4 separate regions of the Homo sapiens genome follow, and all the other regions are linked to region 1. The links are chromatin contacts, found by Hi-C or POLR2A ChIA-PET in ENCODE. All regions are on one chromosome and are shown on one strand. The core of a region is the stretch at or near the end of the contact, and the rest is flanking DNA. Distances in the headings are between cores, read along the strand shown. Region 1 holds the start of QTMAN (queuosine-tRNA mannosyltransferase). Region 2 overlaps ARHGAP15 (Rho GTPase activating protein 15). Region 3 overlaps ARHGAP15 (Rho GTPase activating protein 15). Region 4 has its middle 530 kb from the start of LINC01966.

Region 1 (5,150 bases), core at 1,545-4,044:
CCTCTTTCAATATTGGAATTCAACCTAACAGCGTACCTGGTTCAACACAAAAAAGGAACTGAGTTAGTTCAAGTTTACTATATCATGATTCAGGACTTCCAGGCACTCTGCTACCTTCAAAAATTAGATTAAGCCCAACAAGATCATAAGCATTTAAAGAGTACCCACTACACATGATAACAGGTATACACAGATGAGTAGGACATAGCCGAACTTTCACGAAGCGCCTACCAGGAAAGTGCGCACAGGCCAACAAGTATTTACTAAATGTCTACACTAAACACTGTACTCTGGGATGTAAAAAATTCATCGCACCACAGCAAGAACTTCAGGACTCATGCACTTGAGGTCCACTTTGAAATGCGAGATTGGGCGTGCTGGAATTAGATTATTACATGTGATAGGATTTCCCTTCCTAAGTGATAGTCATGCATCACATGACATTTCAGTCAACAAAACATCGAATATACAACTGTGGTCCCATAAGATTATAATACCGTATTTTTACTGTACCCTTTCTAAGTTTAGGTGTGTTTAGGCACAGTATTCAGTACGGTAACATGCTGAACAGGGATGTAGCCCAGGACTAATAAGCTATATACCATATAGCCTAGGTGTGAAGTAGGCTATACCATGTAGGTTTGTGTGAGTACATTCTATGATGCTCCCACAAGTACACATTTCTCAGAACATACCTGTCATTAAATGACACATGACTAAACCACGGTTTATATACACCATAACTCTAAGACTCTTAAAATACCAATCTGCTGGAAGTGACGTAGGCTATCCGAATCAAAAATATGAATCGATTCTTGAAGCGCAAGATAATTGCTAATTCAAAAACACTGGAAAGTAATGTTTAAACTCACAGAATGTAAATACTTCCTAACTATGTACAATTCATGGCATTTTAATCTAATGGGTCCAAATCATAAATTAAGGAAAAAAATTTCATTTAATTACTTGGCTTTTTAAGATACCATAATCAAACAAACTTTAGTACCATAATCAAACAAACTTTAGTACAAGAGGTCTGAATTACCTAGTTAAGTGTTTAGTTAATGAAGACTACTAGTTCTATTCAGCTCCTGCTAAATCTCATCAAGAAACTGTCTTCGATTCTTAATTTCTCTATAAAATAATGGGATTGGATTATACTGTTAATGTTCCTTAAACATCGAAAATTCTGTATTTCTGTGATGCATAAGATTAAAATGCCAACACAATTTTCAAATCAAGACTAAAGAAGCCATCTTAACCTTTGCAAACTGGTGATGTTAAAAAATTTACTATTTCCTACCTTATTGCAAGTATCATGCTTCAGATTTTACCTATTCATTGTTTTCAAGCATGTCAAAGAAAGTTTCGTGATTCAAGAGGTACTCCTCTAATCCTCAATACTAAAACTGTTTCATTAAATACAGTACAGGACCCTAAGGAAAATGTATACCAAAAGGGAGTGGGAGCCGAGAAGAATCTAATCCAAGTCAGACCTGGAACGCACTAATTAAAATTCAATATTTCACTTGGTATGTGGGTTCCTACATGAAACTCCTGTCATGGTTAAAGCTTAAGGTTAAACACGTTAATAGAAGCCAATAGAATGGCTCTATTGAATTGTACTGAACTTCTTTTTCAGCAGCTCCTTTACCTAACCACTATTTTAAGCTTTAAAATCAACTTCAGGGGTAGGCACCAAATAACCAAGTGAGCCACGGCAGCCGGGGCTGCAAACTGAAATCCATCTCGTATGGAAAATCATCATCAACTCACGTTTTCCATTTCAAACTGCGATACAGGTGGAAGAAAAGCTGTAAAAGCCTTCTCTTTGAAACTCCCATCACACGGCCTCAAGGCATTAACTTAAGAATCTCAAGATAACCTAAAGCAGCACAGTTGTCAGAAGACTCTAAAAGTTGTATGTGCGAGAGAAGGCAAAAAAACTACTTCGGGACTAAAGGTTAAATTTCGCTGCTGCATTCCCAAGACTTAAATTCAGAGAATCTTTCCACCTGGACAGAATGGGATTGTCTGGATCCCGATGAAAATGGGAAGTTATGTGCTTAATCCTCAGACGAGGGATTCCGGGGTGGGGGGCACAGTGAGGGTCTTCACACTCGGCTGGCAGAGAGGAGTGGGGCGCTGGGGAGGTCTGGTAACTGAGGGCGACTAGGAGCCAGAAGCGAAGCTTTCCGTCAGGAAGGCCTGGGGCTCGCACTGCAAGGGGCCAAGCGCCGGGCAGCCTGGTGGTCGGCGAAGCACCCCAGCCAACTCAGGCCAACCCGGACGCCCGGCCTCCCTTCTCCCGCGCGAGGGCGACGTGCCCCCACCCGTCCTCTCAGCCTGCGCGAGGAAGAAGCGGAGCGCCGGGCCGCAGAAAACCAGCACGCACGACATGTAGGCACCAAAAAAACGCAATTCGAACACGACCAGTTTGCAGAAGGCACAAAATGCCACGGCGTGACGCCCCATTCCGAGCGCGGTGCGGACGGCGGCGCAGGGAGCGCAGCGCGTGCGCCCGGGAAGCGCGCGGCTCTCAGCTCCGCCTCCCCCACACCCCCCGCCCCCGGCTCCCCGCGCCGCAGCCGCCGCTGCTGCCCCTCTGGGATCTCCGCGCAGCGCGGCCCCGCGAGGCGGGCGCCGGGGAGGGGAGGGGAGGGGCCGCGCTCCCCGCCTCCCCGCTGGCCCGCGCGGCTCCCCAGCCCGGAGCCTACTCACCTCCTCCTCCTCCTCCTCCTTGTCTCTCCCTCCTGGCCACCGGCGCGGCCCAGCCGGCGACGCGCTGACGCCGTGCCCCTCCCCCGCGGCCGCCGCGGATGCCGCCGCCCCTCCCGGCCCGCGGCCGCCTCGGCCTCCGGGCGCGTCAGGCGCTGGTCCCGCCCCTCGGCCCGCCCGCGCAATCGAGGCTCCGCCTCTCTGCGCCGCCCGGACTCCGCTGGCGCGAGGTCCCTGAGTCAGCGGCGCTCCCGCCCGCGCGAATCGCTCCGCCCCAGCCCGCGGGCTCGGCTCCTCGCACCTGCCCACTGTCCCCCGGCCTCGCACTGCTCCCCACCTCCCTGTGCGCCCTTTCCCATCTCGTCAGCACCCTGTCCGCCCTTTCAGCTTTTTCGTACTCTTTCCCCAACCTCCTAGTCCTGTTCTAAGCTCGCATAGTCACCTTCTCTTTCCTTCTGGAAGGTCTGTGCTGTTCATTAGGTCGACCTCGGATTCCCCGTGCAGTTTTCCAGCCGGCCCGTTGCATCTCCTTTCCTGGTCCACTCCCCGGCCTACTAGAGCCTCAGGGCCCCTGTGCGGGTTCCTGGCTCCCTTGCCGACACCTCTACCTGCTCTGCAGCCCGGAGCTCCTCCACAGCTGCTTTGCCAATGCCTCTTAATATCCCTCCTTCTGGACCTCCTCGATTCCCTCCTGGCAAGGCTCATGCTTTCCTTTATCTCCATTTTTCCCGTCCTTTCGGTTCTGACTACTCCACACACTTCTGATGCAGTTTGAGTATTCAATAATTGCATATTCGCGGTCCCATTTACACGAGGAGAGTCACATTGAGTAATTAAAAATCACAAAGCAAAGCGACAGCAGTGGAGACCATCATTTGACTTGCATAGTTCCATCTATATTTTCCTTATGCAATAATATTCTCATTGCCACTTGAATTTCAAGGAATGGGATTTTCTGTTGGGGCTTAAAATTCACAAATGTTGGATGTTTTTTCGCTGCGACCTAATTTCACTTTAGCTCTTTTATTTATAGAATACATAGTAGAAAGAGTACCAGGAAGTCCCAGGTGTTCTTGACTGTAAAGTGAGGAATGTGTCCCTTCGTTAAATTCCTTTATGAAGTAAAGGATCCTTTCTAAAGTAAAGGTTTTTGTATCTGGAAGGAGGTTGTAGGTTAAATGACTCTGGTGAAGGCAAAACATGCAAATATAACTGGATGTCTGGTTTATTAAGTAACTTCATTTTTAAAACTGCAACTCGGAAGAGTTAGGCTGTGATGTGGAAATGAATTAGGAAACATACCAAAATAAAGGAAATCGATTAGGTCTTTGTACTTATATCCACAAGTTGCTTTAAGTTATGTGAGTAAACATTCTTATCCTTAAATTGAAGCGTCGAAACTATCTTCCGTTCCAAACAAAATCCAGCTCTGTGTGGACATTCAAAGTTTAAAACCATTGTTGAATTGAACAACAGCATTGTAAGCATTTGAAAGCCTAATAAACCATCTGTCCATCCACTTTCACACAAATTGAGAAACAGAAAAGAGTAAATGCCAAAACCTGAAAGTGAGTGTTCTGACTACACATGAAACTAGTAAATCCTATTACACAGAATAAAATACAAAATGCTTCTCCACTTACGATGGGGTTACTTCCCAATAAACACAATGTAGGTTAAAAATATTGTAAGCCAAAATTGCATTTAATGCTAGCAACACAGCAGATGGTCCTCGACTTCCAATATTTTCAACTTTAGGATGGTATGAAATGTATGTGCATTCAGTAGAAACCATAACCCCATCATAAGTCATAAGAAGCTGCTCAACTTACCATGGGGTTACATCCAGATAAACCCATTGTAAAATGGAAAAATTCTAAATCGAACCACAATATCTGAAAAATCCTAAAGTTTATGGCTGCCATTTCATTGTTTTAAAAATAGAATTACATAATTTTATAATTAAACTGGTTCTTAAAATAATTGGGAGTCTAATCCTTTCATTTTAAAATGAAAAAAATTTTTAAATCTTTTTTAATCTGATTAAGAACTGAAGCCCAGAGAGGGTAAGTTGTTTACCCAATATTACCCAGCTTAATTGGAAACAAAGCCAGGGTTCAAACTCAGACTTTCTGTCTCACATACCTGCCAGCATCTGGCTCATGTTAATATTTAACACTTATATAAAGCTATTCAACATCAAAATTCCTTGACTTTGCAGCTTTGCCTACATGGTCTGAGTGATGTATAAAATTGCACTTGGCATTAGCTAGGAAGGTATTTCTGTCGAAGCTGTTTTGTCCCACTGGTTTCAAGGATTCCTGTTGCACAACTTTCATCTCAGTCAGGGTTCATCTGCATGATCCAGGCAATTCTGGCCAGACCTCCGGAGCCATGAACCAACCAAATGCATTCATCCTCGGTGGTGACAA
Region 2 (5,150 bases), core at 1,604-4,103, 1.2 Mb before region 1:
TATGGGACAAGAATTTTGCATGCATAATTGCATTTGGTATCCACAAAAATCATGTAAAGGAATTTGTATCCCCATTTTAAAGATAAGGAAGCTAAGGTTAAGAGATTAAATATGCAAATTTACAAAGCTTCTCGGTAGGCTGGGTCATGAGTTGTACATAGATCTGGGTAATGCAAAGTCCATGTTATTTTCAGTATGCCATGCGATAATTTTGAAGCCTGTTAAGTGTTAGCAGTTAAGCAATGCTGAACTTTATTCATGAGGCCCTAGAGTCTAAAAGGCTCTAAAAGAATCCTACTTTGTTTGATGTCTAAAGCAATGCCATCTGTAGGAAACCTGTTGTTTCTTCTCTGCAAATATTGCCTATGCAGAAGTGTTGTAAAACTTGTGAGGAAGAAAACGTTCTTTTGCCTTGGTTTTTGCCATACTGCAGGTGTCTTTCCTCTTTCTCTTTTTCTGGTCTCCTCTGGATTCTATGTCTCCCCCTGGCTCTTAATTCTCAAAAATTCCTTCTTAGATCCACCTATCCAATACGGTAGCAACTAGCACAAGTGACTATTGAGCACTTGAAGAAGGGCTAGTATGAATTAAGTGTAAAATAAACACCAGATTTTGAAGACATAGTACAAATAACGAAAATGTAAAATAATTAATATTTTGGCATTTAATCATGCTCCATTGATTATATTTCGAAGTATTGGGTTAAATAAAATTATTAAAATTAATTTCACTTATCTCATTTAACTTTTCCAATGTGGCTACAGGAAATTTTTAAACTACATGTGTGTGGCTCATATTATATTTCTAATGGATGCCACGGCTCTAAACCATCTTCTTTTTGGTCTCTCTTTTGACGTTCTTATAATTTCAATTTCATTCCTCAAATACGGTCCTTAAATTTCTATCTTTAGCCTTGGTGTCTCTGTCAAAATTGTTCCTTATTTCTAATTGTCACTTGATACTTCCTCTATGATATCCCATCAGCAGGTTAAACTGATTATGTCCCACATTAAATCCATGGCCTCTCCCAAGGGTTATTTTTGCCTTCCTTCCAATTTCGATTACATCTCTACTCCTGAAGTCATATTATTAAGGGACATGATATCATCCATATCATGTATTCCATACCACTTATTCCATACATCCAATCAATTGCCATACTCAAGCAGCATTTATTCCTTTCTTTCCGTTTGCACGTATCATCATGGTCACTATTGGTCATCTATTGAGTCTTGTCTAGATTATGGCAAAAGAGTCTCAGGCTTTTATATTGCTATTTCTCTTGCCTCTTTATTTTGCTTCTTATAAATGTATTTTAAGGCTTTAGGGTGATAGTTGGGTTTGAGTTAACTAATGCAAGTAATAATGTCTATCATCTATTTATATTCTATTTAGAATTTTAAAAGTCGTTTTGCATATGTTATTTTACTTGGTAATTCTAGAAAGCCAGTGACAAAGTGGGAGCTTTTAGTAGACTTCGTAGAAAAAGGCAGTGAAGCATGGAGAAATTGAATTGCGGGAGGACACAGAAGGGCTAGGACACATTTCAGGTATAACCATTAAAACATACTTTTTCTCAAATTTTAGTACGGAACTTTTTTCTTTCTTACAGAGATAGTAGTGGTATTAAAAGCACAAGCTGGGAAGTCAGAAAAAATAAAACTCAACTCTGGGCCCTACCACTTGCTAGATCCTGTATGATATTTTGGGCAAGTTACTTAATCTTTCTGAGTCTGCATTGGCTCATCTGTAAAATGGTGAGTTTCCTCCCAAGGAAAAAATATAAAATGATGTATGTAAAGATGTTTACCCTGCATGAGGCACATAGTAAATCACTTTAAAAAGGTTAAACGCGGTGGTAAGAGTAGCAGTAGTAATTGTTTTATCAGGTCTTGAATCAAAGAGTGACTTTTTTTTCTTCACTATGATGTAAAAATCATGCTATGATAATTTTGGTTTATTTCAATTCTAAGTATTATGATAAAATTATGAAACTCATCAAAAGCAATTTCTTGCTATTAGTTTCATTTTCTCAATACAGCTGTGTGGGGGAGTATAGTATAGCTGTGTGGGCAAAGGGAAGAAGAGATAACTCTTTTCTTGTTTGTTTACCAATTTTTAGTTGATATGGTAGTTTTCCTTCAAGCAGCTCAAGATGTACCCTCACCAAAAATACCCTTTAATTATGAAGAATTAATATTTATCACATAAAACAATTCAAAAACAGGTAGGCAGCCACTGACTCTTATGCCTGAAATTAAAATGAAGCAAAGAAAAACAGCAAACACGAGGAGAGAAAAGAAAGTAGAATTCTCTTCATGCACTTTTATTTTAAATCTAAATTTTTGCATGGAGTGGTAAGGTAGTAAGGTAGATAGTCCACAAGACAGATCTACTAGGGTCCTAGAAAAATAATTCTGAGAAGGGAACATATAAAAGGAAACTAGGAAGTCCTGAGAGTATAGATTGCTAACCCAGTAAAGAAGTCTTTTGTCTTTTTTTTTCTTCCTTTCTTTTGTTTAATTTTCCTTTGAGGAAACCAACTCAGGATTCTATATATGTAGGTTGAATGAATATCCCAACTCAGTCCTAATTTTGAAAGCAATTGGTGTTAGCGCATCCACTTAATGAGAACAAGGTGCAGCAGAGGGGAACCCACGTGCTGACAAAATGCTGGGAAGACAACCAGCTATGGTGCTGTCCACAGAAAGCTTGCTGTATCCTATGGCCAGCTGGCATTGAGCTTTAGGTTTGAAGTCTGGCATTAGCAAAGGGGATTAGCAAGTGGGCAGTAGGTTCAGGGTGGGAAACCAGCTTGACAAAAAACCTGGAGACCAGTCAGCATGGCAGATGTGTAGAGCATACACACCCTGGAGCAGGGATGGGGGAAGGTGAAATGCAGTGATCTGACTTCTCCTGACCATGATGAGCTGTATGGTGCATACATTTGGCAGCTTTAGATGTGGAGAGGTATGCAGGAAACACAGGAATCCAACAACACTTGGGATTTGGAGTCACAGTCATTCTAATCTTGGTGGCAAACTTGAACATGCTGGAAATGCTCATGGCCTGGGGGAGTTCAAGACAGGGGATTTCAGACAGTGCTGAATGAATATACCAATTTCAGTACTAATTCTGAAACCAGTTGGTATTAGGGCATTGAATTAATGAGAGCAAGGCATGGGACCAAGTGTCTATAATGTCCTAAGTACAATACAGAGCAACAACACTGACAAATACAGTGTCTGACTTTAAGGAGCCCACAGTCAATTTGGGCAGAAGAGACACACAGCTCAAATAGAGAACAGAAACCAATATAAGGCAGGATATAATTATCTGCCAAAATATAATAGAAACAGTAGAGGAGGCAGAGAAAAGAGAGGGAGGAAAAGGGGAACTTGCTTAGCAAGAGCAAAGAGCACAGCACAATATCCTACTCGTTGTAACTAAGATCATGTTGAGAAAATTGTAAGAATAAATGAAGTAATGTGAATGTCTGACGATCCTCTTTCTAAAGCAGTAGTACAAATGCAAATGCAAATGCAGTCTCCTGGTTCTGCTCTTCATTTGCGATCTTACCAGCTTAGATTTAAAAATAATGAAATACTGAAAATAATATTGACTTAATAGGCAGCACAATCACCATTCAACCCATACATCAGAGGAGCAATGTTCCTAGGGGTGATTGACACTACGAGCCACAGTCGGGAATGCCTGCAGGCCAGTTGGGATATCTATACAAGATAAGTGGGTAGGAGAGGACCTGTAGACAAGAGAACGTCTATATGATGCCTTGTCTATAGGATGTAGAAGCTGTCCACCCGCAGCTGTCTCTTACCATACACACCTGGATCAGTTTGCCACATTTTATGAATTTTCAAGAGAAGACATATAGACATACTTTTCTGTTTTTTTTTAAAAGTAACAACCCTCATTTTTCAATTGGAAATTGATTCAAAACATTCCAAAACATTGTTCAGGCCCAACAACATATGTCTGTGGGTTGAATTTGGTTGGCAGTCTGCCGATTTTCCACCTCTTCTTGAATTTATAGCTGCTCCTAAAAAAGCAGGAGCAGAGGGTAATGATTAGAGAGAACTGGAGTCCTCCAAATAACTTCTGTATATGCAATAAATCCCAATAAATGTTTAGAGACTGACTGGAGCATTAGATTATTCTGTGAAAAAAGCATCCATTTATGTATAGCTTCTTCATTTAGGTCCTTGTTGTGTCTGTCTAGCTTGCATGACTGGGCTCATTTTCCTAAATTGAAAGAACAAACTTTCTTCTGCTGCCAACCCTCCCCAAAGCATTTTTTTAAAAAAAATCATTAAAAGATGTCTCTAAAAGTTTAACTTGACTAAGTCATAACAAATACATTTGTCTTTGCATCAACTGTTATTTTTGAATCGCATGATGTAGGTAGGGTATGGATCAGAATGTGTGGAAGTACTGTTGTAAGGGAGATGAAAGAGAGGTTTGCATACCTTGTGTTGTGATAGTAACAGTGGCAACCATTTAAATACACATACATGTGTGCATGCTCACACACACACAAAAACACACACAAGAACCCCACCAGTAAGTGCACAAGATGGGGAAATGTAGCTGGGGCTTGGTTGCATAACCCATTTCATCACGTTTTCTCCTTTAATAGATTAGATTCTCTGTCTCAGACGTAGTTATAACAAAGGATATAAGTAAATAAAACAAGACAGAGAAGAAAAATGTTCAATGATTTTTAAATTAAATGGATAATTCTCCCAACTATTTAATACTCTAAATATTTATGCATTTTTTACTTTAATGTGTCCAAGCAAAAATCCTATATTTCACTTTGTGAAGCACCTAAATTTAGACAGAAATTTGGCTACACTAATTCAAATTACAGTAGCACTCAATTAACTGGAACCTATTAGTTATATCACATATGTAACCATCTCCTCCTCTGCCTCTCACCTTGAGGGGAGAAGCCTGGGAACTATACTTTGAGGAAGAAAAAGCAAACTAAACTTGTTTAAGTGGAGTATCTAGTCCCCCAGATAGCTCCTATATTAAGATTCCTGAAAAGGCAGTTGAATCACTTCAAGAGACTAAAGGCATCAAGAGAACCTTCAGTTATTCATCCTAGAAAGAAGAGGATACATTTT
Region 3 (5,150 bases), core at 799-3,298, 1.1 Mb before region 1:
CTATGCCCCAAGTGAAAGAGGGACAATAGTGACACTTATTACTCCCCTACTGAGGTATCAGTACAATACTGTTTTTCTGATTGAAGGGAAAGAGATATGATTATTTGTATGATGTTTAGCTTCACTTTTGTTGATGCGGTCACACAGATTTTGCACAGAGGGAGGCATAAAATTTTATAATTAGAGATTTGATTTAAGAATATGAATGTCAGGGGTATATAAAGATTGAGTGCAAATGATAGAATCTGGGGACAGGAAATAAAATTGATTGTAAGAATCTAGATGAGATCAAGAGAGCATGTTAGCTTTGACTGATGAAAGGAGAAACAGAAACAAGAAGATGGATGGAAAGTACATTCTGCAAATGAAGAACATGCCTATTGGTTCAGATAATGTGACTTGGGAACCACTGTCTTTTTGCACGTTTAATTTTCTAAGAAATAATAAAACTTTTTTAAAAAATATATTCTAGACATCTAGAATTAAGATTTATAAACTAAGTGTATCGTTAGGGAAAACAACACGAACTTTATGTTGCCTGGGTGATCCCGTGAAACTCACTAGTCAAAGCCTTAGACATCAAGGATGTATGCTCATTTGCACACCTTCATTGTTTCATTACTAGAGGGCATAATGCTGCCTTACTAGATTCATTCTTTTTGAACTATCAAAGCAGCATGCAACCGGATGACAGTAAAGATTGAAAATAGTAGTATTAGTACATTTTGGTCCCCAATTAGTGAAGGGAACCAAAATTTTGTAATTCCAAAATAACATAAAACAAAAGAAAAAAGTCAACTTGGCTTCTTCTGTTTCTAACATTTCAGCAGAAGAATGGATGCACGTCATCTAATGAACTTAGACAACTGGATAGCTCACTTCACATTGCCTTCTGGAATAGCTGGCTATGTGAGCTCAAAGATATGAGTTGTGCAGTTGGAATAAATTCTGGGTTTTAGTCTGACACCAGGCTAAATGCACCATGCTGTTCTTCATTTACCGACATCATATTGTGAATCCCTTCCTCTCATGGAACATATTCTGTTTCTTGATGATTTGGTAGAGCTAGTGTGGTAGTCTCTATGCCATCCATGGGCTCCTGTGGCTTGCAACGCACTTTCTCTGTTTTCCCATAAGCAGAATGAGACTAACTGAGCCACATGGAGATCAAACCTGAGACTTGACACGATGCACTCCAACCTGGGCAAAAGAAACCACTGCCACTGGGGAATTTTATGGAGTAAGGTAGAATCAACAAGTGTATGGTTTTTCTACTTGTTATTTTAATCTCATTTATAAAGTATAGAAAATATATTGATGCTAGCAAGACAATATTCAAGCCAAGGGATCCTTTTTCATATCTGTTTCAATATCTTTTATTTTTAAAGAGAGCAGCCATGTGTATTTCATGCTGTGTATGATTTTTAATAGCAAACAGACCTATTCCAGAAAAAGGAACAATTTAATCCCTAAAGCTGGTACATAATAGATGGGGCCAGTAAATGGTATCACATTTTACAGCTTGTCCATAAGGATGACACAGGATGAAATAAAATTGAGTGCTTTTGGATAGCATAGGATCACTGGCTGATAAATAGATGACGCTATTCAGTTTTTAGAAACATAAGGTAATGAAGCTGGATCTGAAAGCAAGAGAAAAAATACATATATATATATATGTATTCAGTGTTTATATGCCACAAGCCACTGAGCAGGAGGAAAATCTGGGCAGCGGTGAGCAAAGCTGAAACCTCAGAGCAATGTTTAAAGCAATATAAGAAAATAACAAAGCAAGCATCCATAAACAAAGGCTTGAAATGCACAGAAAAATAAGTTCAAGATGAAAGGAAAATGCCCACACTTATGCATAACTGGAAAGGCCACTTATGGCATCTATGCATAGAGTCTCTCAATGTAAGAGTTAAACATACTACTAAACATTTAGCAGAAAAAAAATTCAAAAGGATATAAAACACTGCAGGGCAGTTAAGGATTCTTGGTATTTGAAGAGGGGAGGAGGCTGCTCTTTTATCTTAACAAAACAGGATGTTGAGAGGTGGCCTAAGTGAAACAATGAAATGAAATGGTTGATGTTGGGGAGAAATCAGGAAGGAAGCTGTTTGAACTCTTTTCAGATAACACTGATGGGTATGAGATGGCTTAACCAAGGGAGAGGTGTTCACATGGAGGGTTTAGATGCATTTCTTTTTAGTAGAGAGCTATTAGATTCTTGACCTCAGCCTCATCAATTTACCTAACATTGCATTTCCGGCACTGGGAGAAATTCTAACAGTCTCACTTTCTGGGTGAACAAGTGTAAACTAAAAAAATTACAGTGGCAAAATTAACAAATTGCTGAAGCACCTTGAAAACGGAAATACCAATAATGAGGATTCCTTTCCCAAGTAACTTAGAAAGACCTTGATTGTGGTCTTTTTTTTTTTCTTGAAGTTGAATTTTAAGCAATGCTTCATTTTCAAAATTCCCATGCCCTTGATCAAGTAAAAGGCAAGCTTCTGATATTTGAGATCTGCGATAGATTTGAAATCAATTCATGGAAAGGGAGGTTACGAACATACTCTTTTGATGTGTAGGATGTACTGATAGGGGTGGCAGAAAATTATGTGAAACCCTTCTCTTTTGACAGCTATACTGGAACATTTACAACCACAGATGTTATTTGTCCATCAGAAAAGAAAATATTTGTTTCAAGCTTCAGGCATTTTCTACTACAGTATCAATATGAAATTCAACCTCAATTTAATGTTTAATGCATATGAAAATAAATATTTGGAGGGGGCAAATACTAGAAAACAATTGAACCCCACAAAATGTAACTAGCAATATGGAAAAAAATGCTGGCTTCATTACGAGCAAATTTGTCCTTTTACTAAAGTAAGGATTGTTCTATTATTAACATAGGAAATCTTAGATGGACTGCAAAGAATGCTGCATTATTCATAAAAGCATTGCTGCCATCTGGTGGCTACTTGGCATTTCAACACTGGCTTCTCTGATTCGGTTTGACTGGGTGCTCTCGGGAGGTATTTAAAGAAGAGCTTTAAGTGGTAAAATATAAATGTGGACATCCTCTGGCCCTACATGTCATTCATCTGATGGCAGTCCTTTCTCCCTGTCTTGTCGTGGAATGGAGGATTCAGGGAGAGGAAATGAGATACTTGGATATCTTTTGTCCTGAATGTGAAAGTGTATTTTACATGGCTTATCTAAAGAAGTTACTCTTGGCTGTTGTTGACTGATGAATTTTATCGACATTCATTTCTGTTGGCAAATAAATAAGTATATACCCAAATATTAAGAAGGTTTATTGAATCTAAAGATATGCTATTTTGCTTAAATAAGAATATACATGAGATGCTTTAATCCCTCATTTGGATCTAAGCATGAATTTTTTTAAGTTATCAGTCACTGAATTTGACTTTAGAAATAATATAATTTAGAATGTCAAAAAAGAAAATGTACAGAGGTTCATAAATTTCTTCCCATTTATTCAATTGTTATATTAAAATGGGAGGATTGTTAATGACTCAGAAACTCGTAATCCTTCTTCATGAATTTTCAAGTTAAATGACAAATATTATTCAGTTCACATCGCACTTTTTGTTGAAAATAAAATAGTTAAAATTTAAGAAATTTTGATGATTCTCAAGCATCAGTGTATTAACTCATTCTTAACAAGAACCAATTAGAATTAGGATATCTCTGTAATTTTAGTACGGTTTTAAGTTTCCAATAATCGTAGAAAGTCTCCTTGGTATGTAATGAAAACCTTGACCCTTTAAATGGCTATTTATATAGATCACAAGTCTTTGAAGATTATAGGAGATAATGAGTTAAAATTGCCCCAGGAGGAAAGCTGAAGTTTTCTTCTGAATTCTCAGGGATGATATTTAATAGTTAATATTCAGTTTCTAGTGAATATTTCCCTGTATCATTAAACTGCCTTCTGATTTAGTAAAAGTCAGATAACAAAGAACCATTACACTAAATCTGGAGAATTATATACTGAATTAATATTATCCTTTACAAGAAAATGTGGAAATGCCTATATTGAAAGTAAGACTTTTGGGTTTTATTTTTAAATTTGTGGGTAAGATTTTCAATCTGTGAATACATACTTGATATTCCCTTTGTTACTAGCTATTTCTACCACTAAAAATAATTCCTTCTTCAAAATATGTAATTTGGCTTATGGAAGAATGTTGCTCATCTTCTCTAGGAAGATGGCTCGATTCCCCATCCTTCCTCTGTTCTCCATTCTACTCACATTTAGGAAGGATATGAACAACAACAACAATAAAACCTTGCAAAGAAAGTAAAATCGATAATGATTATATCCCTGTCTCTTTCATCTGTAAGTATAAAATTTCAACTAAATTATTCTCCTAATAGACTTGGATACAACCCTGTGGTGGTTTCTAATGGCTCCATAATAGAGATAGTAAACCTTGTAGCTATGGTCAGGATGCCCTAGGTTTTAGTCATAAGTTGCTAATGTTTGTTTCAATAACATTTGCTCTTTGGCAGCTTTTACAGCTACTTAACACTAAATTCCCATTTAGTCAGGAGGATCATTCATATACTGTAATGAATGATGTCACCTTAAATCCTTTACTATGTAATTGCTGGATGTTACATTTTATAGTGGGGCATTTGATGGTGTATTTGTTTATGCTAAATTTTATGACAGTGACAGCTGTATCTTGGAGGAATGACCTTTTTTTTTTTTTTTTTTTTTTTTTTGAGACGGAGTCTCACTCTGTCACCCAGGCTTGAGTGGAGTACAGTGGCACCGTGTTGGTTCACTGCAACCTCCGTCTCCTGAGTTCAAGCAATTCTCCTGCCTCAGTCTCCTGAGTAGCTGGTATTACAGGAACCCACCACCACACCCGGCTAATTTTTTTTTTTTTTAATATTTTTAGTAGAGACGGGGTTTCACCATGTTGGCCAAGCTGGTCTCGAACTCCTGATCTCAGGTGATTACCAGCCTTGGCCTCCCATAGTGCTGGGATTACAGGCCTAAGCCACGGTGCCTGGCCGACCCTTTTCGTTCATAGGAATCTAGTTTCAAATCTTTTTAAGCAAATAGTTTCATCATATTTGCCTTCTGGCTTAGGCTAGGTTCCCCT
Region 4 (5,150 bases), core at 1,493-3,992, 1.1 Mb after region 1:
TTGTCCAGGAGTTCACAATGCTGAACTGTGGGTGGCAATGGGGAAGAGCAGGTTAGTTGTTGGGCAATGATAACATGAAAGGTATTTTATAACATTGTCTTTTGTTATTTTTTGGCATTTTCATACATACTAAAATTTAAATATGCAGCTTTTTTTTATGTTTCTAAATTTATGTAAAGTAAAAGGCATCTCTGTGTTAAAAGAAGTACTACCTTCCCTCTGGAAATTTTCAATGACTACATACACATATGTTCACCTTGGAAACTAGGAAAAACATAGTCATGACTCATGAGAAATGTAGAGGCAGAAAATTCCATAAAGGCACCTCTTGGCCACCTCTTGATAATGGCAGAAAGTGAATGAACTGCTCAAAATGATAGCTCTTTAAATTTCCTTTGCCAGGACTGCTATCTGAAAGATACATTGGTATACAAATTACACATAGAGAGTGTGGTTCTCAAAGTTCAAAAAATTTCCTATTTCTAGGTTTTGCCACTAAAATCTTGCATGTCCTTGGACACAAGTGACCTTTAAAATGGGAATAATTATTTTGGACCCATCAACCATATAAAGCTAGTCTGTGCAATAATGGGTGTAAAATACTGTTAAAAAATCAAAATATGTTATTTGAATGTGAAGTAATAGTTCATTTTTATTAAAATTAAACAATGTTTTCTTATATGAGTAGTGGCAGTAATAATATTATGAACATACAAGTAACACAACAAGTATTTTAAGCACAATTTAAAAGTAAAGTACATGCTTTTAAACTCTGGAAGTGTATTTTTCAGTATGTGCTATGAAATTATTTTCAAATGATGCAATAATAAAATTTAGTGAAAAGATCTCAGGATTATTTTATTATCTTGTCATTGTACAATTAAAGAAAGTTGGAGGTATAAAAACTAAGTGACTTACTCTAGATGTCAAAATTGCTTATTTACAAGATTGAGACCAGAATCCAGAGATCTTTACATGCCATCCAAGGAGTAAAAATGATTCAGATAGTGAATTTTTCCTGCTTATTTGGTATGTAAAGACTGGTATTTTAAATATTAAATTTCATGTCATGACCTCCTTAGCACATCACTCTCCTAGAGTAACTTACCATGGACAATGGATTGTAAAAATCAATGAAAAACATGAAGATAACTGGTAGAACACAGGTTACACAGCCATTCTTACACAAGTGAAAATGATTTGTTTATAGCTTACTCCTTGGTTTCTTGGAATTTTCTTTTTAAAAAGGCAACAAGTATTTGTACTATCAGTTAGACTTAAAAAAACATTCTTCAGAAAGAGAAAATGTATTTGTGAAATCCATTTAGTAAAGTTGAGTGTTTTGAAGGATGTTGCTGTCATCACTATGGGCCATTTGCTAATTCCCAAGAATGTGTATATAGCAAAATGTCTCTGCCTGAGGCAGTCCCTCCTAATGTTGGAGCCAAATCAGTGGAATGGATTGGATACACATAAATGTTTTGTCACCTTTCTAGTACCGGAGAGCTTAAATTGCTGAATCTTTCATTCCCTTTCGTGGCTGAGAAATGTGTGTTCTTTATTATGAAGGGTTTAGGGATTGCATACTGTGTAATAGCTCAGATGAGTGAAAACAAATTTAAATATCAGCAATGCACTGACTTATACTTTACATGTTGCAAATACTCTTAGAAACAGTATGGGGCCTTATTAAGTTTGAACCTCAGGTCTTTCAACTTCCCTGAGAAAAGAGAACAAATGGTAACTGCATGAGAAAATAAGTAACTAACGTTTGTGATTTCCCACTTCAGCTCAAGCCCAGATATTTTTGTCAGTTGTTAATTACAGTCATATTTCTCTAAAGCATTTTCTTTTTTAAGGATTAAAAAAAGGAGAGAAGAATTTCAAGAAGAAAGGCTACACCATGCGATACAGGTTCACATTTCTCTGAGTGGAGAGGAACGCATTGGGGTGAAGGTGATAGGCAGGGCCACTTGCTGGAGAACGGGGAGCTAGCACTTAGATAGAGTTGATAGAAGTGGAAATCAGACTGGGATAAAGTCAAGAGGTAGGGCTAGATCAAGATTCAAAGCAGAAAATGGCAAGAACTCTGGCTTGACAGTAGGGATGTCACAGGGGAGAGATGAGATGAAAACATGGTGGGATGCAGTTATGTTCATTAGGCCAAGAAAACGTGTTCAATATCAAATTCAGTGCTCTTCTCTTTTTCCAGATACTTGTATACGATTGTTTATTAATTCCCTGTGTCTCTAATATTGTGGATCTTCTTCCTGTAACTCATACAACTAGCAGATTTCTGGCTTAAAGACAGAAAGGAAGGGTAGCATTTTTACATGAGGAGGGATTAAGGCAGAGAGAAGTAAATTAATTGAAGTTCCTATAATTAAATTACTAATGGTATCTGCATTAGGGTCACATTTCCTACCCCTTCATCCTGTATTATTTCTAGAATCTTTACACTGGAATTGACCACAGAGCATTGCACTGGATTTGACCACAGAGGTCATTTAGTCCAGAATTTTATCATTTGGTCCACCTTTCCTTGGAGATTAAACTAATGAGCTGGCATTGCACCCACCCACCTTGGCTTTATCCTGATAATTCCTCTCAGGGTGAGTGGTAGTTCCCATGGAGAACACTAAGCAGGTGGTTTTGTTGCACAGTGAGCCCTGGGCTTCCCTGAAATGCCCTGAAGTGTCAGTTACTGTTTTGATTGCTTTTTCATTTTTCTATCCAGACACTTGTTGACAGGAAACTCTGTGGCCACCATTCATTGCATTTAAGAAATCAAACAACCACAAACTGTCACTGTCACTTTCATTTCCTGTCATCATTCATTTTCTTGAGCTGCTGCTAGTTTATCAGTGTAGCTGGATGTCCCGTGCTCCTGGGCATTGGGGAGGAAAGACTGTAGGTATGTGCAGGTGCTGAAAAAAGATGTGAGAGGAACGCAATAAACACTTGCAGCCTCGCTCCTGGCTTTCCGTTTATGTCATTCACCTGTGGGTTTAGAAACGTTTTCTGTTTCTAGGATCAAATGGAAATCCCAGCCTTATTGCTGTAGGATTTTCTTAATCCTTCCACAGTAGTTAAAGACTCTCCCTAGCTTCACTTTGTTTGTTGTAGCTTGTGTAGGAGTGATGCAAGGCAGGCTTAACTGCTTCCATCAGCAGCTCCAGGAGGAAGTTTTGTGATGGTAAGAATTGGATTTTGTTGTCCTTCACAAGGACCTTTCTCCCAGCTGTTTCTATATAAATGTACGTCTCTATAGCTCAGAGAACTATCAGGAAACAGGTGTTTTTCCATTAATAGCCAAGATGCATCAAAGGAAGGAGAAGGTACAGCAGTATGTGAAAATCAGGTGGTCCACGGTTGAATACTTTGTACACAATAACTAATCACTCAAAGCTTATATCTATTTATAATAAAGTCTATAATTACAAGCCAGGTGGCTGTGGTTAGGAGATTGTGGGGTTTTTGAACAGGTTACTTGACTCGCCATTACAGCTTTAGAGGAGATATGTCCACCTGGGTAGTGGGTGATGTGGCACGTGTTTGCCTATAAACAGCACACATGTGCTCTGCCTTAGCTTCTTTTCAGCTGTCTTCCGAGTCTGTGTGCATCAAAGTTGTATTCTACAAATCTCCTTGCTTACTGGCAAATATAATAGCCAGAAAATTTTACAAAAGTTCTATGGGCTTTGAGTTCAGAAGTTTTGCTATACTTTTTCCTGAAGAATATTATGTACAACTGATATAAATTGGAGTTTGCTGATGCAGTATTTTGAAGTCTAAGATGTCATCTGGCCAGTTGACTCTAACTATGGAGTCTTCATTTTTTCCTTACCATGTGCTTCAGAATTCATAAGAGATGATTTGAATAGTGATATAATGACCATGACATATTGTAAAAGTGAAGTTATGAGTAATTTGTTAATTATTTATTGAGTATCTCTTATAACCAGTGACACTTTTAAGGGCTGTGGGGTATATAAATAAGTGTAGGAGATGGTTCCTCTACTGAAAGAACTCTTTTCTCAACTGGGAAGATATGATTCAAAGAGAAAACGTTGCCGCTACTACGTATTCTATCACTTGCTCAGACAATATGTGCTAAAGGTAGTAAGATATGTGGGATTATTATGCAAGGAGATTGTATTTAAAGCTTCATGAAGAAGGTGAGATTAGAAAGATGAAATTAACAGGTAAAAAGAACAATAAAGGGCATTTGGGTGTGGTGATTGTCTTAGTTTTTTATGGCTGCATAACAAATTATCACAAACTTTGCTGATTAAGATAACACATATTTATTCCTTCTCATTTCTGTAGGTCTGGAGTCTGGCTTCACTGGGACCTCTCCTCCATGCCTCCCAAGGCTGCAAACAAAGTGTCATTTAGGCAGCATTACTCTTTGTAACTCAGGATTCTCTTCCAAACTCACATGGTTGTTGGCAGAATTCAACTCCTTGCAGCTCTATGACTGAAGCTCTTGTTTTCTTGCCAGCTGATGTCCAGGGAGCACTCTCAGCTGCCAGAGGCCTCTCTCAGGTCCTTGCCATATGGCACCCTCCATAGACCTCTTACAACATGGCAACTTCCTTCTTTCAGGCAAGCAGGAGAGTGTCTGCTGCTTTAAACCTTCCTCTTCAGGAAGGACCTAGTCTCTCTTTTAAAGGCTTACCATATTTAAGTCCAGTCCACCAATGGTAATTGTTCTTTCAATTAACTCAAATTCGACAGATTAGTCAACCCAATTAGTATTGGGAGTAAAATTCAATCATTTTTACAAATTATGCACACATTCAATTGGATGGGATTGCACAGGGGGTGCGTGTACAAAAGGAAGTAGAAATCTCAGGGACCATCTTAGAATTTGCATATCATAGTGACAGAAACAATGCAACATGGAGTGGTTTCACATAGTGTGTTGGGAACATGGTTAGTTGCACAACATAACTGAAGAAATCAATTGTGAAATAATTTTGGAAATGCCAGTTTGGAAAACACAAACAGACACACACAGACACACACAGACACACACACACACACACACACACACACACACAAAAATAAGTACCTCAAATCTTTAAGCCATTGTAATGGGTTATATTGTCTTAGCATTTAAAATGAGAGTGCAAGGGACCTACTGT

What was found. Hi-C counts contacts between places; a loop is a spot of excess contacts on that map. ChIA-PET counts read pairs that join two places held with the same protein, here RNA polymerase II (POLR2A). Pooled maps may share reads with other maps.
Region 2: a pooled map shows a loop between it and region 1 (3-fold over the local background). The contact joins the enhancer-like site here to the promoter of QTMAN in region 1. A Hi-C loop is called at or near these places in 1 of 168 maps with a recorded cell type or tissue (naive thymus-derived CD4-positive, alpha-beta T cell), 4 of 37 single-sample maps with no recorded cell type and 5 of 50 pooled maps. POLR2A ChIA-PET finds 5 or more read pairs at or near these places in 1 of 52 experiments (activated CD4-positive, alpha-beta T cell).
Region 3: a loop to region 1 is called in a map of naive thymus-derived CD4-positive, alpha-beta T cell, with 8 times the contacts of the local background. The contact joins the enhancer-like site here to the promoter of QTMAN in region 1. A Hi-C loop is called at or near these places in 3 of 168 maps with a recorded cell type or tissue (CD8-positive, alpha-beta T cell and naive thymus-derived CD4-positive, alpha-beta T cell) and 9 of 50 pooled maps. POLR2A ChIA-PET finds 5 or more read pairs at or near these places in 1 of 52 experiments (activated T-cell).
Region 4: a map of OCI-LY7 shows a loop between it and region 1 (4-fold over the local background). The contact joins the enhancer-like site here to the promoter of QTMAN in region 1. A Hi-C loop is called at or near these places in 2 of 168 maps with a recorded cell type or tissue (OCI-LY7 and naive thymus-derived CD4-positive, alpha-beta T cell) and 8 of 50 pooled maps. POLR2A ChIA-PET finds 5 or more read pairs at or near these places in 2 of 52 experiments (BJ and WTC11).

The regions. Positions count from the first base shown.
Region 1 is chr2:144,329,718-144,334,867 of GRCh38, forward strand. QTMAN (queuosine-tRNA mannosyltransferase) reads right to left here and starts at 2,795. Exons shown (of 12, transcript NM_001376312.2): 1 at 2,722-2,795. RefSeq lists a silencer at 2,470-3,069 and an enhancer at 2,851-3,428.
Region 2 is chr2:143,138,179-143,143,328 of GRCh38, forward strand. All of the region lies in intron 1 of ARHGAP15 (Rho GTPase activating protein 15), which reads left to right. Among named protein-coding and RNA genes, the nearest start is that of ARHGAP15, 11 kb to the left of the region's middle. RefSeq lists an enhancer at 3,443-3,582. Within about 2 kb of position 2,854, at least 4 of the 41 ENCODE cell types and tissues checked have a DNase peak (open chromatin) inside an H3K27ac peak, as active enhancers do.
Region 3 is chr2:143,256,588-143,261,737 of GRCh38, forward strand. The region is part of intron 6 of ARHGAP15 (Rho GTPase activating protein 15); the gene reads left to right. Among named protein-coding and RNA genes, the nearest start is that of ARHGAP15, 130 kb to the left of the region's middle. Within about 2 kb of position 2,049, at least 6 of the 41 ENCODE cell types and tissues checked have a DNase peak (open chromatin) inside an H3K27ac peak, as active enhancers do; they include CD8-positive, alpha-beta T cell, where a contact is called at or near this core.
Region 4 is chr2:145,408,894-145,414,043 of GRCh38, forward strand. No RefSeq gene overlaps it. Among named protein-coding and RNA genes, the nearest start is that of LINC01966, 530 kb to the left of the region's middle. RefSeq lists an enhancer at 3,347-3,506. Within about 2 kb of position 2,743, at least 3 of the 41 ENCODE cell types and tissues checked have a DNase peak (open chromatin) inside an H3K27ac peak, as active enhancers do; they include OCI-LY7, where a contact is called at or near this core.